Regions from separate parts of the Mus musculus genome. Here region 2 is linked to region 1. A link is a loop called in an ENCODE intact Hi-C map of the cell type or tissue named here. Cell type or tissue: gastrocnemius. All regions are shown on one strand.

What was found. Hi-C counts contacts between places; a loop is a spot of excess contacts. Peaks named below come from ENCODE experiments on the same cell type or tissue, not always from the same donor. Only the 100,000 strongest peaks of a DNase experiment are listed, where the experiment ranks them.
Region 2: a loop joins it to region 1, with 6 times the contacts of the local background. A loop is called at or near these places in 18 of 42 quality-filtered maps.

Annotation. Positions count from the first base shown.
Region 1 is chr15:27,322,807-27,330,806 of GRCm38, forward strand. No RefSeq gene overlaps it. Among named protein-coding and RNA genes, the nearest start is that of Gm36899, 140 kb to the right of the region's middle. In gastrocnemius, a CTCF peak has its summit at 3,214 (motif pointing right); DNase peaks (open chromatin) are centred at 3,225 and 5,817; H3K27ac peaks cover 356 bases.
Region 2 is chr15:27,609,962-27,617,961 of GRCm38, forward strand. Otulin (OTU deubiquitinase with linear linkage specificity) reads right to left here. Exons shown (of 7, transcript NM_001013792.2): 4 at 6,363-6,506; 5 at 1,551-1,676. Among named protein-coding and RNA genes, the nearest start is that of Otulin, 17 kb to the right of the region's middle. In gastrocnemius, CTCF peaks have their summits at 3,066 (motif pointing left) and 6,394; DNase peaks (open chromatin) are centred at 3,048 and 6,410; H3K4me3 peaks cover 170 bases; H3K27ac peaks cover 2,945 bases.

The DNA.
Region 1 (8,000 bases):
GGATCTAGAGGTCAAAATATTTTCAAAGGTAGGCATGGTGCCACATACATGCCTGAAATCTCAGCACACAGGAGGCTGGGGTGAATGGTTCACAGGTTCAAAGCTAGCCAGGGTACTTAGTAAAATACTTAGTAAAATACTACATTCAAAAAACATATAAACACAGGAGCTAAGGAGGTGGCTGAGTCAGAAAAGTGCATACTATATAAGTAAGAAGCCCTGAGTTCAGATCTCATGGCAGCAGAGGCTGTAGCCCTAGCACTGTAGAAAGGGAGGAAGGCAGAACCCGGAAGCTCGTTCATTATCCAGTTTAACTAGAACACTGAGCTCCAGATTCGTCGAGAGACATTGTCTCAAGAAATAAGATGAGGTCTACACGGGAAGGTGTTCATCAGCCTTTAGCTGACACGCACTCTCTCTCTCTCTCTCTCTCTCTCTCTCTCTCTCTCTCTCTCTCTCTCACACACACACACACACACACACACACACACACACACTTCATGTGCTTAAGGAAGTCCCTGTGTGCCCAAGAGATTACCTCTCAATCTAACAGGCTCCAAAAACACAGTCAAATTCCATTGGAAAAATGAGTTCCAGAGCTGTGATTTCACCTGGGGATTAATTTTTGCTAATTTACCTTCATTTCTTCACACGGGACTTAAACCATAAATCCTGTCTACACAGGTATGTCTTTACTTACAACACCTTGGTAAAGAAAACAGTAATTTCCTGCTCAATTAAACAAGGTTCTTGCAGATGCTTGTTATCAACATTCTGCCAAAGCCAAAACAGACATAGGCTGTGATGGTTGGGCAGACTTTAAATGGGAGCATTCAATCCCAACGGGTGTGTCCTGATGTGATCATTACTTTGGGGACAGGTACTGTGTGCCTTTCCAGTCTAAGTTGTTCGGCTTCAAATACATTTTGCCTATCACTTAGGGGGACAAGTAAAAGCCTTTGTGAACTGCCTATAAAATTCCCAGCACAAGCTAAGTCATAGGCTCAGTTAGTTCATTTTTCCATTGCACCCATCTTCCCCAGAGCTTTAAAAAAATAATTGAGACTTTAATTAAAGACAAATTGTATTAGTCTTTTAAGGATGGAGAAGCCAAGACGCTCGCGCAAAATGAGTCATGGCTGGGGAAAGAATCAAACTCTATTTGCAAGTACTGTTTTTTTTTTTTATATCAATTCATTAGCTGTTACTTATTTCTTGCATTCCCTTTTAAGAAGATGGTTTCTGTATTTGTAATACAACGTAACTCTGCAAAAGAAATTGTATAGTATGAAAACAGACATCAGGATTCACTTCAATTATGTAGTACACTGTACTAAAAAATCCTGTTGCTTGTTATATATTTTTTTAATCTTTCTGAGTATATGGATATGCTAAATCCTCTTGGTAGCATACTAAGGGTCTGAGTGAAGCCTGTTTCTGTTCTCCATACAGCACAGTGCTGGTCTACTACTGTACTTTGTTTAGTGGAGCAAATATTAAACCAAGAAATACACAGTTAGGGGTTGGAGATATGGCTCAGTAGTCATGAGTGCTTGTTGCTCGTGCAGAGAGGACCAGAGTTCAGTTCCCAGCACCCATATCAGGTGGCTCAGTATGGTCTGTAGCTCCAACTCCAGGAGATCCAACATTTTCTCTGGCCTTTACAGAGCATGCTCCTGCACTTATTCACACGTGGTCACACACATATGCACACATGAATACAACTAAAATCTCCTTTAGAGAGAGAAAATGATAGGTAATTCTAGATGGCCAGACAGGAATACACCATTTTGTGATGGGGCAGCTCTTTGGGGACATTTTACTTGGCAGATCTTTGTCTGTCTGTCTGTCTCCTCCCCCCTTATCCTTCATCTTCCTCCCACTCACTAGACAGTCTAAGTTCTAAAGGGTCTACCCAAATGGTGGAGATGTAAACTGGTAAAACTTCCTTGAGATTCCCAGAACCCACTATATCTGCTGTTCTCTGTCCATAGTCTTTAGCTAATTAGGTGCAGGAGGCCCATGACTCTGTTGTGTTTGGACAGAGAAAAAAGAAAAGAGACAGCAGACTAAATAACAAAGGCCTCTGCCTCCTAACCAATATCTCCATATCCTCCCTCTGTCCCTTCTCATAAAAGCCCTTTGTGCCCTGGAGGCCTCAGAGAAGGACTCTGTAACAAGAATCTCCTTCTTGCACCTTCCTATCCTCACATTCATCATGAACACCAAAGAGACCAAAGAGCACAAGAGCAGGATCACCCACGGACGGCGCCAAGGACAACTTCTGCACCTGCCAGCTTTGGTCCTGCTATGAGCACCAACAGTGGGAAGGAAGATAGGATTATGGAGGGGCACATTCCACACATTGTCCTAGGCGGGACAAGAACTCCAGGTGGATAGAAGGCTGAATTCAGAGCTTAAGAACCGACCTGTCTACTCCCCATGAGGGACTCTTCTCTAATTGATGAACGTCTAAAATCGTTTTCAAAGAATTAAAAAGAAAAATCTTATCTACAGCCACCATGAGCCAGACCGCAAGCACCCACACTTCTCCCCATACTACCAGCTCCTCCTCCACGAGGAAGATATATCCCTGTCGCCATTTTTTTTTTTTCAGAATAACCTGGAGTTCTCAGAACATACTGTAATTCTCCCAGGAACACAAAACAGAAAAACGACTGAGTATGGCTCGAACCAACTTCCATTTGACCTATGGGACACCTATTATCTACCAATATCCACCATGTTTTCCTATTCTGGGACTCTGTCCATCAGCCCTAACACTGGAATTCTGTCTACTCCAGCATATATTTACGACCCCATTCAGGCAGGGGGACACAAGGAAGACTGGTGTCTTCCCAGTAGCAAAAGAGTGGCCCAGGCAAGTTACATAGACTCTCTGTGCCTCAGTTTCCTTCTCAACAAAACAGCACTGTCTCCCAGAGTCCTATAAGGATGAAATATGATGACTATAAACCAAACATTAGTGTTCACATGCTAACTGGTACAATTATCTTGATTACTGCCAGAACATTTATTTACACAGTCCCCAGTCTTTTTACTCTACCTAGGACTAGCCTTTAGCTTTCAAAGCAGAATGGGGCAACCCGTTTAAATAGAAGAGTATAAATAAGACTGCGTTGAGAAGTGACTGAGCTGGAAGGTGTCCTACTGGCAGTGACACAGCAGTGGAGCGGTGACTTGTAGCTTTGCCCATTTCCACTAGATGGCGCTGATTTATTACAGCCCACCCACAACCCTTTGCATGTAAGTTACACAATAAAAGACACGTGCGTGAGGTACCTGGCAGGTATTGTTTTCTAAAGGTCTCCCTTGATTCTACTTCTGGCACGGGGCAGTACAGTCCTCTGCATCAGACCATGCACCACCCCTAAAGAAGGCAGGGATTGTCTTGTACTGGATTTATTTTAGAGAGAAGGTAGAGATCGTTGTCTTTTGAGATTACGATAAGGGGGTCACACAACCAACACATAAGGAATCTCTTTATGGCAAACACGGAGCATCATGAATTGCTGACATACAAGAAACCGACGCGACGCCAGTAGAGATTAGTGACAGTCTGAGGAGCTTTCCAGTAGGTTGTTTGCTCCATTGAGAAAAATCACACCATCACCTGCTGTTAAAGGGCAGCAGCTGAGCAGTGAGCTGTGCTGAATTTTCGGCTGCTGCCCAATTTGGAAAGTAAATTCCTGCCTTTTCTTCAGTTTCCAGGAACAATAGCCTCCTATTCCACCCACAGATGGAAACCCTGATGGAAGGTTGTTGTTGTTTTTCCCCCAAAAGGACCTTCCAGGATTCCCAGTAGTTGCTGTCTGGGCTTTATCTGTAGAGCTTGTAGGCCTGCCCGGGAACCACAAGGTGAGACAGCTCTTGGCACTCATTCTCTCCCAGTGAGGGCCCTGCTTCCCCAGACTGCACGGCTCTTTTCTCTGAGTGGAAAATATTCTCTTCACATCTCTCATCGGATTTCAGGAGAGCAGTTCAAGATACCTCTTGCTAAATGACGAGGAAGAGGGGGAGCTATTCGCCAAAAGGAAATATCTTGTTTTCTGTCTCCATGGCCAAGAATTGATTTCAAAAGAAGCTTGTTTAGACTGTTTTTGTTTTAAGTTCTAGTCAAGCATGGAGAAGAAGCCTTTGAGAGCTCTGTTACTGGAGATGAAGTGCAAAGATGACTGGCCTACCCGGGCAACCTTGGCATGGGGCAGAGGCTTGCCATATCTCATTGTCCAGCACACAGCTCTTCTTCCATTCACCTTATCCTGTCTGTCTCCACACCAAGGCTACTGGCAGACAGGCAGGCAGGCAGGTGCTATGACCCCTTTCAGACACATATGGTTGGATATGCTCAACACTGAAAGTCAGGGGACCAGTGAGGTGACTCAACGGGTGAGGGTCACCAAGTCAAAAAACCTGGGCTCAGTCCCTGGGATCCATATGGTGGAGAGGAAAATAGATTCATTGAAGTTGTATGCACACTGAGGGTTACCTATGCCCAGCCCCCCACAAAAAGTACATAATCACGTGTGTACGTATTTAAATAAAAGAAGAAAGTCAGGAGCAGAGTTGAGACTCACACCCACATCCTTGCACAGTTTTGCCCCAGTTTTCACCTTCATGTGTTGCGTGCTGTTCTTTGCCACACTTGGTCCACGATAAACTCACCTTCCTGCTGCGTCTAATCAGCCTGTTTTTCCTATGAAGCCTAAAACTGTTGGATTTCATTTAGTAAAACACGTGACTGACGAATTTGTTTTATTTATGTTTTGAACTGCAAATACTTTTTTTTTTCTTTTGTAAGGGAAATCTCATACAGACGGGAAAATCAACCACTTTTTCAAAATCATTTAAATGGAAAAGGGATGTCGGTTTGGGGCAGACTCATTTCCTGTTCTACATCCATGGTGGGTTCAGGATGCAATTTTGGATGACAGTAAAGACACTGGGGTGTTTGCTGTTTTCCTTTGCTAAACGACATGATTTAAGAACAAGTGAAATTGTGTTTCTGCGGGCTCACCTCCATATTTACTCTCAGCCTGACTCTCATTTTCCAGTGTCTCATAGTCTGGAGAGGAAGTGTGGTCTAGTGGTCAGGAAAAAAACAATTTAGGAGACTAGAGTTGTGTTTTCTATTCCTGTCTCACTACCTGACTCATTGTAAAGTGCTAGAGAGTCACTTAGTCATCATGACACTCAGTTTACCCATATTGCACTATCTAACGATGGGGCTCAAAAATACAGACCCTTGTCAATATAAAAGGAAATATGAGGCCGGCTCTAAAAAGAAATAGCATGGCATGAACACAAAGCCACGTGAGCACATAACAGGAATGTCCGAGAAATGTAGATTCTCTAATTCATACATGAAATGAGAGATGTCATCAGAGATGCTTCCAGTAAGTATTGGTCCCGCTGGTGTTGGGTGACAGGAGCTGGCTGTGATCATATCTGGGAATCTACTCATGCTGAGAAGGAAATCTCAGAACCAGGAGCCAAGAAGAGGGGCACTAGCAATTTTCTAGGGGGTAGGGAGCTTTCTTCTAGTCTCCAGAGAAAATGTAACATAGTGAGAGCACCCCAACTTCATTCAAGGTTCACACTCTAAGGTATAATAAATAAGGCCTTCCCAAGTGTGGCTGTTGGTTGGTTGTGGTGCAAATGTAAGAGTTACCTGCATCTCTTTCCTTCTTCAACAAGATACTGCACATAAACCCTGTTGGCTCCAAGGAGGGCGTTCTGCAAAGCTACTCCAGTCACTGCTGCACACAGACTCATTTTTATTCCAGTGCATGGTCTCCTGGCTGGCTGGCTGACTGACAGCCATTCTGAGCCTACAGTTACCCAGGAGAAGAAAACAGAGTTGTGCTCAGAATTCACTGCTTGGCTCTGAAGTCTGTGTCATTGTGTTAGGAGTTGGGGCCTTTGCAAGACAGAGCCTACTGAATTGGTAGCAAATCTACATTTGACACTAAAACTTGTAATCGCATCTACTAGTACTTTAGACTAACATTTATTTACTGAGAATACACTAATTTCCAGGTTATACAAGGCTATACATAACTGCACTTACCTCTCCTTTAAATATGATAAGGGAAGGCTTATTGTCTTCATTTTGTAAACAGGAACTCTTAAATTGAGAAGTAAGACCACAGAGTGAGACATGGAACCCAAAGCTGAGGCCTGAGGCTGTGACCTTGCCATCAGGAATGGAAATCAACAGCGTGTTCAGATTCATTCTAAATGGACCAAAACCTGTCAATTAGGGTATACTCATTTCCTATTTCATATCAGTTGTAGATGTCATTTTGGGTAACAACAAAGACAGGTGGACATTTTGCTGTTGTTCTTTGCTAAGTAACTATATGTCAAGTAGGAGCTTCCTCCAGCAACTGTTAGGCAGAGAATAGGACCTGACTCGTGCCTTCTATTCTAAGAAGCGACAGGGAGTACCCATGGCCTATGGGGGGGTTATGCTGAGTCCCTGACTGGTCAGGCTGGTCTTAGCCTTCAAGAGCAAGTGAAAACAGGGGATGGAGCCCATTGTTTCAGACAGCAAAGCACTCCTGTACAAAATAAAAAAGCAATAATTTAGAACATCACAGATTCTGCAGATACAGATTCGTGTAAAAGAAGGGAAAGAGAAGCTATTCTAAGCTCCTTTACCTGCATGACAATGAAACCCAGTGTCCCACAGACAGTGCAGGAAGAGCCTACTGAGGATCAACCATGACCATCCATCCTCTATGAAACCGTCACGAAAGCCAGAACATTAGGACCAATGAGTCAAAGTGCCCACAAAGAAAAAGACACACCCAGGCAGAAGGCACCCTCCAGCCATATGGGAACTTTCATAGCCAGGAGCATATGAGTGAAAAAGTCCCCAAGTCTTGAAAGGAAATTAAAGAACCATAAAGCACAGATGTTATCTTTATGGTAAACACTTTGTGATTTAGACTTTGAGACATTACAGCATGAGTGATCGGGGCTATAGCTCAGTGGTAGGCACTTACCCAGCATACACAAGACCCTGTATATCTGAATATGTTACTGAAGGGGACGGGGAAGTGTAGAATGTGGAAACGAGATTATAGGTAAGGTTCCAACTAGCACATCCTGAAAAGAAAAAGAGGCATTAATTATTAATTAATCCAAGAACAACAGTAAGTCATTCTCGGTAAACTATGGCATGGAATTACTTAAACTTTGGAGAAATGCATGACTGAAAAAGAATAGAGAATGAAAGGGAGAGTGACCCCATAGGAGGACCAGAAGACTCAACTAACCCAGACCCCAGGGAGCTCCCAGAGACTGAGCCACCAACCAGGGGCATACACAGGCCGGTCCAAGGCCCCTGGTGCATATGTAGCAGAGGTCTGCCTGGTGTAGCCACGGGAGAAGATGAGCTTAATCCTTAAAAGACTTGAGGCCCCAGAGAAGGAGAGGCATAGTGAGGGGACGGGGTGGGTTGGGGGAGACTGAGGGGAGCACCCTTTCAGAGGCAAGGGGAGGAGGAATGGGATGAGAAACTGTGGGATGGGAGATGGAGTGGGGGCAATGACTGAAAAAAGAGTAGAGAAACCTGGGTGATGGTAGCATGGGTGCACACATATGTGGATATATGCATGTGTGTACACACAACAGAGAAAAGAATAAAAGGAGTATTGTAAGGGACTGTGCTAAGGAAAATGCTAACGCAGTGCTGATGCTGATCATTAAATTGGCACACAGGCAAGGTATAGAGGAAAAGGTTTTAACTGCTTAGAAATAAATACTGGAAATTTCCATCAGCTGCTCATGCCATCAGATAGCTGCCTGGGTTCAACTTCCTCGCTGACAACTTCATTTCTCAGAATATAGAGGAAGAGGCAAAGAGACTGCTACTATGGACATAATTCTCTCTAATAATAGAGAGCCTCTAGGGGTTGCCCTTTGTGTCTTACCCATGAGCTTCAGAATAAAAGCAATAGAATTGCTCAGAC
Region 2 (8,000 bases), 290 kb after region 1:
ATAGAGAGAGAGAGGGAGAGAGAGAGAGAGGGAGAGAGAGAGAGAGAGAGAGAGAGAGAGAGAGAGAGAGAGAGAGAGAGAGAGATAAAATTTACAAAAAACAAAACAAAACAAAAAAACTAACACCCTCACCAGCCCCTTACAAAACCTGAAAAGAAAACTACACCTTACAACTAAGCTGACAAACTTGCCAGTCTGTCCTTCAAAGAGCTGCAGCCTGCCTTCATCACGCCAGCAGGCCAGTGGCTTCTAGCCCCTAAGCATTACACTCCAATAGGCAAGGGGAACAACAGTGCCCTCTACCACAGGAAGGAGACTTGTATTCACCAGCCCACAGGAAATTAGAAGACCAAGCTATCCGTGAACTAATCCCGTGAATTATTTCAGACTACTCTTAGGATGGTTTCCAAAGTTGCTACATCTATTTATTGAGAAAGATTTTATAGCACGTATTGATAGACTTTTAAAATGTAAGAATACCTGGAAAGACCTTAATAAATACACAGAGATACACTGAGAATATGAACGTGGGATAAAGGACAGGAGCCACAGCTCCCGGCTAAGAGCACTTGCTGCTCTCCCAGATAATGCCCATGCCGGTGCTCACAACCCCTGCACCTCCAGCCCCAGGAAACCAACACACTCTTCTGGCATCCACAGGTACCCAGTGCACATGTGTGCACATACACGTACACCACACAATCAATCAATCAATCTTTTTAAAAGGAATGTGGATTAAATGATAACCCTAAAACCTACAAATATGACTTAAAATAAAAATTTTATTTATTAAGGTTTCTTTGGAAGAAAATTAAATGTTATCTGAGACACTTGTAGATAGCATCACCTCCAAGAAAATAGAATGTTGGTGTTTTTCCATTTTACCCCCCAAAAAATGAGAGGAATTAATGTTCTTTTAAAGTTTCCTTTTTCAATGTGTGTGTAAGTATGTGTGTGCATATGTGTAAGGGTGTACGTGTATATGTGTGCATATGGTGACTGTGCACATGTGTAAGGGTATACGTGTATATGCATGCATATGGTGACTGTGCACATGTGTAAGGGTATACGTGTATATGCATGCATATGGTGACTGTGCACATGTGTAAGGGTATACGTGTATATGCATGCATATGGTGACTGTACACATGTGTAAGAGTGTACGTGTATATGCGTGCATATGGTGACTGTCACTGATTAGTTAGGCTAGACTGGATGGCCAGTGACCCTCAGGGACCCTCTTATCCCCTGCTCTCCATTGCTGGGGTGGCAATCACATGCCACCAGTTTTATATAAGTTCTGAAGAACCAAACTCAGTTCCCTGTCATGCACCTACAGACTGCACAGTTCCCCCAGCCCAAAATTATTTTGTCTCAAACCAGCAAATTCTGACCCCTAATGAAGACCATGAGCTAAAATGAACCTTCTTCCTTATAAACTTAAAAATAAATATGAGTAAATAAATAAGATTAGAACACTGAATCTGCTGGGACAACAAAAGAGAAAGCTTTGCACCCCGATCAGACACAGAAAATTTCGTGCGTCAAACCTTCTTCCTTAGCAGGGCAAGGGATTCCTTAATTTTTTCAACCAGGTCCTCACTCTTCCCATCAAATTTCAGTCCAAGTTTCCACTGCTTGATCCAGGTATACTTGTTTATCAGCTTCTCTGGTAACTGGAATATCAAGAAACAGAGATAAAGAAGTGTCAGTGTTGCCAGATAGCTGAGACAACCGAAAAGGAAGACACCACAAAGCCTTCATACAAAACCTACCTTATTTCAAAAATTAATTCCTGCGAGAGGATCATATGGGTTGAGGATGGAGAATCTGAATATGGAAGTCACAATCTCAAAGCATAGCCACAGAGAAGGCTGCAAGGTTAAATGCTGTTGGTTCAAATCTACAGGAGTCCAGCCTGCAGAACTAACACAGGCAAGGACAGGCAAGGCGCAGATCTGAGGCTAAGCTAAGGAAGAATCCACACTGGGTCTTCACAGCGGTCCTCACTGCCTGTGGCTGCTGGGGACTACGGCAACCTTACCATACATTACATGGCTCAGCAAGGTGACTGCAGGCACGGAAGGTCCACGGTAGAGTCAAAGGCTGCTGCTCTTCCTGACAGTGAAGCCTAACTCCTGACAACCTTCCCACACATCCTTAATCCACAGCACAAGATGGGGAAGAGGAATGAGGCCCACAGCAGCGGGAGGGTGGGAGCAGCACCTTTCTAATGAGAGCCACAGGCAACTACTATGGCCCTCACGTCCTGTTCCTGTTCCTGGACTATTTCATTTGTCCCTACACAGCATTAGAATCTGGAATCTGAAGGCCACAATTCAAGCCATGACAGCATGAGAAACTCTATCTTCTCAAGAGTCCTGGGTGTGTCAGGATGAAAACCATAGACTACACTGCTAAGATTTCACCTGAGGTCCACTGAGATGGTTCCGCAACAGAGGTACACACAGACACACACACACACAGACACACACACACACAGACACACACACACACACACAGAGACACAGACACACACACACACACACACACGTACATGAAGGAAGGAAGGAAGGAAGGAAGGAAGGAAGGAAGGAAGGAAGGAAGGGAGGGAGGGAGGGAGGAACAAATAAATAAATAGGGGTAACTGGCACTATAAAAGAGAGATTTCATCCCTGGAGTCAGAATGTCCTATCCTAACACCGTGTGCTGAACTTGCTTAACAGTAATAGGCAGTTCAGAACAGAGCATGCTCAGTTCCACTAGAACCTAAGCCTCTGAGACGCCTTCATAAACAATAATTCTGATTGTGCTTTCTCAGTCTACGGCAATCATATGTAACTAAGATGACTTGTCTCTACAAAACTCAAAATCACAGTGACAGTGCTCTGTGTCAGTCAAGCGGAAAAGCCATCTAGTCATCGTATTGTACTGTGATAAATGACCTTTCACCTAAAGCTGCAACAGCCCCACTGTTCCCACAAGCCCTGCACTTGTGAGACATGCACAGGCAGTTTAATTAGTCTCAGACTTATCACCAGAACCTCATGTGCCCTCAAGTGGCAGCAACATGAAATTACACCCTGGCTCCAAGAAGTACAACTCAAGAGAAAATACTCCTCCAAAGCTATAAGGTCTGAGAGGAGGCAGGTGGCAGCCCGGGAAGAGCTGTGGCTCTGTAGCACTGGACAGTAACCTAAGGAGCAAGTACAACAGGCAACTCAGTTACTTTTGGTAGAAACAAGTTAGTTTGCTCATCTCAGTCACTCATTGGTCAGTCTGTTGATTAAGTGATTATCCAGGTCCAGCGTGGAAATCTTAGAAAAAAGTTAAAAAAAATGAGACTTAGAAAAGAAACCAAGTTAGAGGACCAACAAGACAGCTCTGTGGAGAAAGCACTGACCATGTAAACCTGCTGTCCAGAGTTCAATCCCAGGAGCCCACGTAAGCACAGATGGTGAGTAAACTCCACAATGCTGTCCTCAGACCTCTCCGTACACTCACTGTGGCAGGCAGGCAGACACACACACACACACACACACACATGCTCACTCACATACACACACACACTCACGCTCACTCACACACACACACTCACATACATACACACACACATGCTCACTCACACACACACACTCTCAGTCACACACACACAGGCTCACTTACATACACACACAGGCTCACTCACACACACACACACACTCACACAGACACATGATAATAAAAGTTTAGAAGAACTATTAGGAAAGAACATGGAGTTGGACTTATTTATTCAGAAGTTAATACAACTTTAAATGCTCTCATGGGTCACACATGGGGTCCACATAAATCACTATTCCTTTCTAGTAGGCACACAAGTCTGCCTTCTTTTGGAGTAAGAGCAAGCAAGAAGCAGACCGTGCATTTGAAGTCAGCTTAGTCTCCAGAGCAAGTTCTAGAACAGCCAGGATTACAGAGAAAACTGTCTTGGAAAAAAGAAAACTAAAGATAGCAAGAGAAGAGGAGGAAGGAGACTGAAGCAAGAAATGACGATGGTAACGGTTAAGGATCACTCGGTAGCTTAAGCACATTATCTGTGACTGGCCTAGAGCCCAGCCTGTTTTCTCTAACAAATATCTATAATCTTGATAACATGGCAACTGCATGTATCAAAAGCATCAACCTCAAAATGAAGTCACAAGGAGCTTTCGGGTCATTCTGTAGTAAGTGCTGTCACAGGTCTTATCCATTCACAGATGTTTACAAATACAGTGCACTTAAGAACTAAAAAGCTCCTAATAGAAAGGATACTCCCTTTTCACAAGTGAGGGGCTGATCCAGCTTTGGCCAGCTATGTCCAGGTTGGGGCTAGGGTCAGACGATCTGCCTGCAGTCAAACGGGCTGGTTCTGGACAGAAGTAAGAACAATCAGAAAGCCTAGGCAGGACAAGAGAAAAGGGGACAGCTGCACATCAAAAGGGACAGAGCTCAACTCCTAAGCAGGAGAGCAGCTAGGCAGAGAGACTGAGCAGAGCAGAGCAGAAGGCCCTGCCCAGGAGTCATTCTCAAGCAAGCACAGCCGTCTGAGCACTAACTGTGCCTAGTCTCCCTCTGAAGCTCTAGCGGCACTGGGCTCACAGTCTGCACATGGAAGCAGACAGCTAGCACCCTTGCTCAGTCAGTGACTCTCCAGTACCTGTGTGTCTACCTCTCCTCCCTCCCCCCCTCCCCCCCACCCTGCTCCTCAAACGCAGAGCTGGAGGCAAGTGTTTCACTCAAGTCTTAGGAACATACAACAAACTGTCAAGAAAGGTCCAAACCATGTTACGTTTCTGAGGGCATGAGCAGGAAAGTAGTTTCTTCAGCAGATATTGAGCAGAAGCAAAATCCAATCAGTGTGAATACTGATCTCAGCGACGGGGCCCTCGGAAGGCAAACATGCAATGCTATGGAAAAGAGGAGCCCACTGGGAATTTAACAGTTCTCTGTGCATCACTCCAGTAGGCCAGGAAGACCTCTCCATCACCTCATCACTCCTGCCAGTGACACATTTTCATACTGTCCAAGACCAAATGCAAGCCAACACTCCTGAGAAAAGGCTGCACTACATAACCCAGAGCAGCTTAAATGTCACAGGACTCTTGCCTCAGCATGAAAGTGCTGCAGTTCCAGGCATGCAACAGCCCACCCTCTTAGCTGACCCATTTCACATGGGGTAGGTGATGTAACCCGAATGCACCTGTTAGCAGGAGCCGTTGCTTTACTTTTCTGGGATACAATGTGTATGTTTAACTACTTAGGACTGTATTTGCACCAAAAATTCTTAGAAAATATAAAAATTTAAAATTAGTGTCAAATAAGCCCAGAAATCTAAAAAGGCCCACAAAGGAAAAGACTCAAAAGTATCAGATTTCGTAATAATTTTCAAAGTGCTTTCTTTTGTTTTTAAGAGTACTGTAGGCCAAGTCTATCCTCTCAGAATAATACCATCTAAAAATAAATTAAAATTTCCATTTCTTTCTTTAGTAAGTTGTAAAACACATTCATTCCCTTTACTGGTGTGTTAAAGCACACAGTCCATGCTGTGTAAGAAGCCCAGTGTCACGGGAACAAGTTAGCTACTCTCTAACACAGGAGCGCAGCAGACACCACACAGAAGTAACAGCTTTGCCATGTGTCTATCACACCAGTAATCCCAGCACTCACGAGACTGAAGCAGGAGGATTGCCACAGGTTTGAAGTCAGCCCGAGCTGCAGTTAAGATTGTCCACCCTCAGCCACCCAAAGCCCTTCAACTCCCGAGCCAACAGAAAATAGCAAAGCCGCGTTCACTAGCGCCAGGGTTTACAGAATTTCCTTTTATCCGCTACACAAATCATCAGCATGAGGCCTTCTTTGTATCAAGACACCTGCAGGCATAGATCCCAGGGACTCTCTCCCATGACTTAAATAAAGCACTAAGGATAGTCAGGTCCAGAAAAGGTTTCTCTACGTAACACTAGCATCTCATCATGAAACGTATATTTGTTTTTGAACTGCCCCTAAAATCCACATGAACTCCAGTAAAAATTATATAACTTACTTCAGAGAAACACTAAAATAAAGTCAAGTTTTTTTCTATGTGTTTTTTATGAATTCTAAACATCTGGTCTTTAACTCAGCTTAAGTGTATTAAGTTTTGTCATTCTTTCTCTTCTTGAAAATACTGATTATTTCTAGTCATTTTTTATACATATAAGATCATCTTACAGATGCAAACTGAACAAATCCATATGCTGAAATCACACTGCATGTAACACCTTCAGGCAACATGAGCAGAAAGGAGAAGTCTTCTGAGAAGAACTTCCTGAAACACTGTGATTCAAATTCATGCAACAACATACCAGTATGAGCTCCAAGTCCTGCAGCCAGGGGGGCAGCTCGGCCAGCTGGCTCATGGCCTGGAACAGTGTGGCCCTCAGTGCACAGTAGTTATCACCACGGACTCGCCTTATGGAAGTGAATTTCTGAGACACTTCCTCATAGCCCTTGGGAGAAAACATCAAAGAGTTTAGATGGTAGTTACTGGCTTGAGATAGCAAGAAAAGTTCCATCCCTACGGGAAAAAATTGTCCTAAAACATTGGGAAATGGCAAACAAGAAAGGATAGCTTAGTAAGGCATTCCAATCTCTGATTACAATTCAATTTACCTTAAAATACTGATGCTTTCTTTATGAAATCTCAGCATCTGCAACAGTGCTCCTTAACCTTCCTAATGCTATGACTCTTTAACACAGCTCTTCATATGGTGACCCCCAACCACAAAATTATTTCCTTGTTACTTCATAGCTGTCATTTTGCTACTGTTGTAAACTGTAATGTAAATATCTGATATGCAGGATATCTAGTATGGGACCCCCAAGGGAGTTGTGACCCACAGGTTGAAACCACTGATCTATAACAAATGCAACAGACCTGACATCCAAAATAAACCAGCTGTCCAGCTCTATGCACCCTCAGAGTCCCTTCCCAGTCATCTGAGGGAGCCCTCACTCACTGCTCACATCCCGAACGGTTTAATCTGTGGTTAATTTTCCCAAATGCTTTAATAAAGAGACCAGGAAGGGGGGTATGCAATATTTCTATCTCCAGTTTTAAAAATGTCCATAAATCCCGAGTTTCCAAAGTGTGTGTGTACACATACAGGCAGAAGTCACTCAGCAAAGGTAATACACTCTGAGAATATGTCACTAGGCAACGTCATCATTGTGCACACATCTGAGTACACGTGCACAAACCTAGCTGGTATATCCTACTATATCCTGGGACTATCAGGCTCTTACTGAGTATTAGCAGGGGAAGTATGCTAAGAAGCCACAATGGAAAACAAAGGTACTAAATCAAGTATGACACAACACCACAATCAAGAGGTAAAGTGAACATGAGATGATGTATCAGGTTGCTGCTGACACAGCAGGGCACACGTTGTACACAGAGCCGTGGCATGGGTAGCTATCACGTGCAGTGATGACATGACTGCATGCACAGCACTTTCACTGACAGTCCAGGTCTGTTTATAACAGCCTCATGACAAGCACTAGAGTGATGCACCACAAACACACACACACACACACACACACACACACACACACACACACACACACATCACAGCTATGTCATCAGGAGATCCAAAAGCTGCAGGTCCATTTTAATCCTACAGATCTGTAACTGTACTATTTAAGAGATGAACCTAACACTTTAAAAAATTAATCTGGCCCAGTGGTGGCGCACGCCTGTAATCCCAGCACTTGAGAGGCAGAGGCAGGTGGATTTCTGAGTTTGAGGCCAGCCTGGTCTATAGATTGAGTTCCAGGACAGCCAGGACTGCACAGAGAAACCCTGTCTCGAAAAAAAAAATTATTCTGGATTTATAAACACTTCCAAAAGAATATCCGAATCGAAACACAGGTAATTAGGCAAATAAGAACTAAAATAAAATCAAGACTCAAAGTTTATAACAGGCAATGCTCAGATTGCTAAG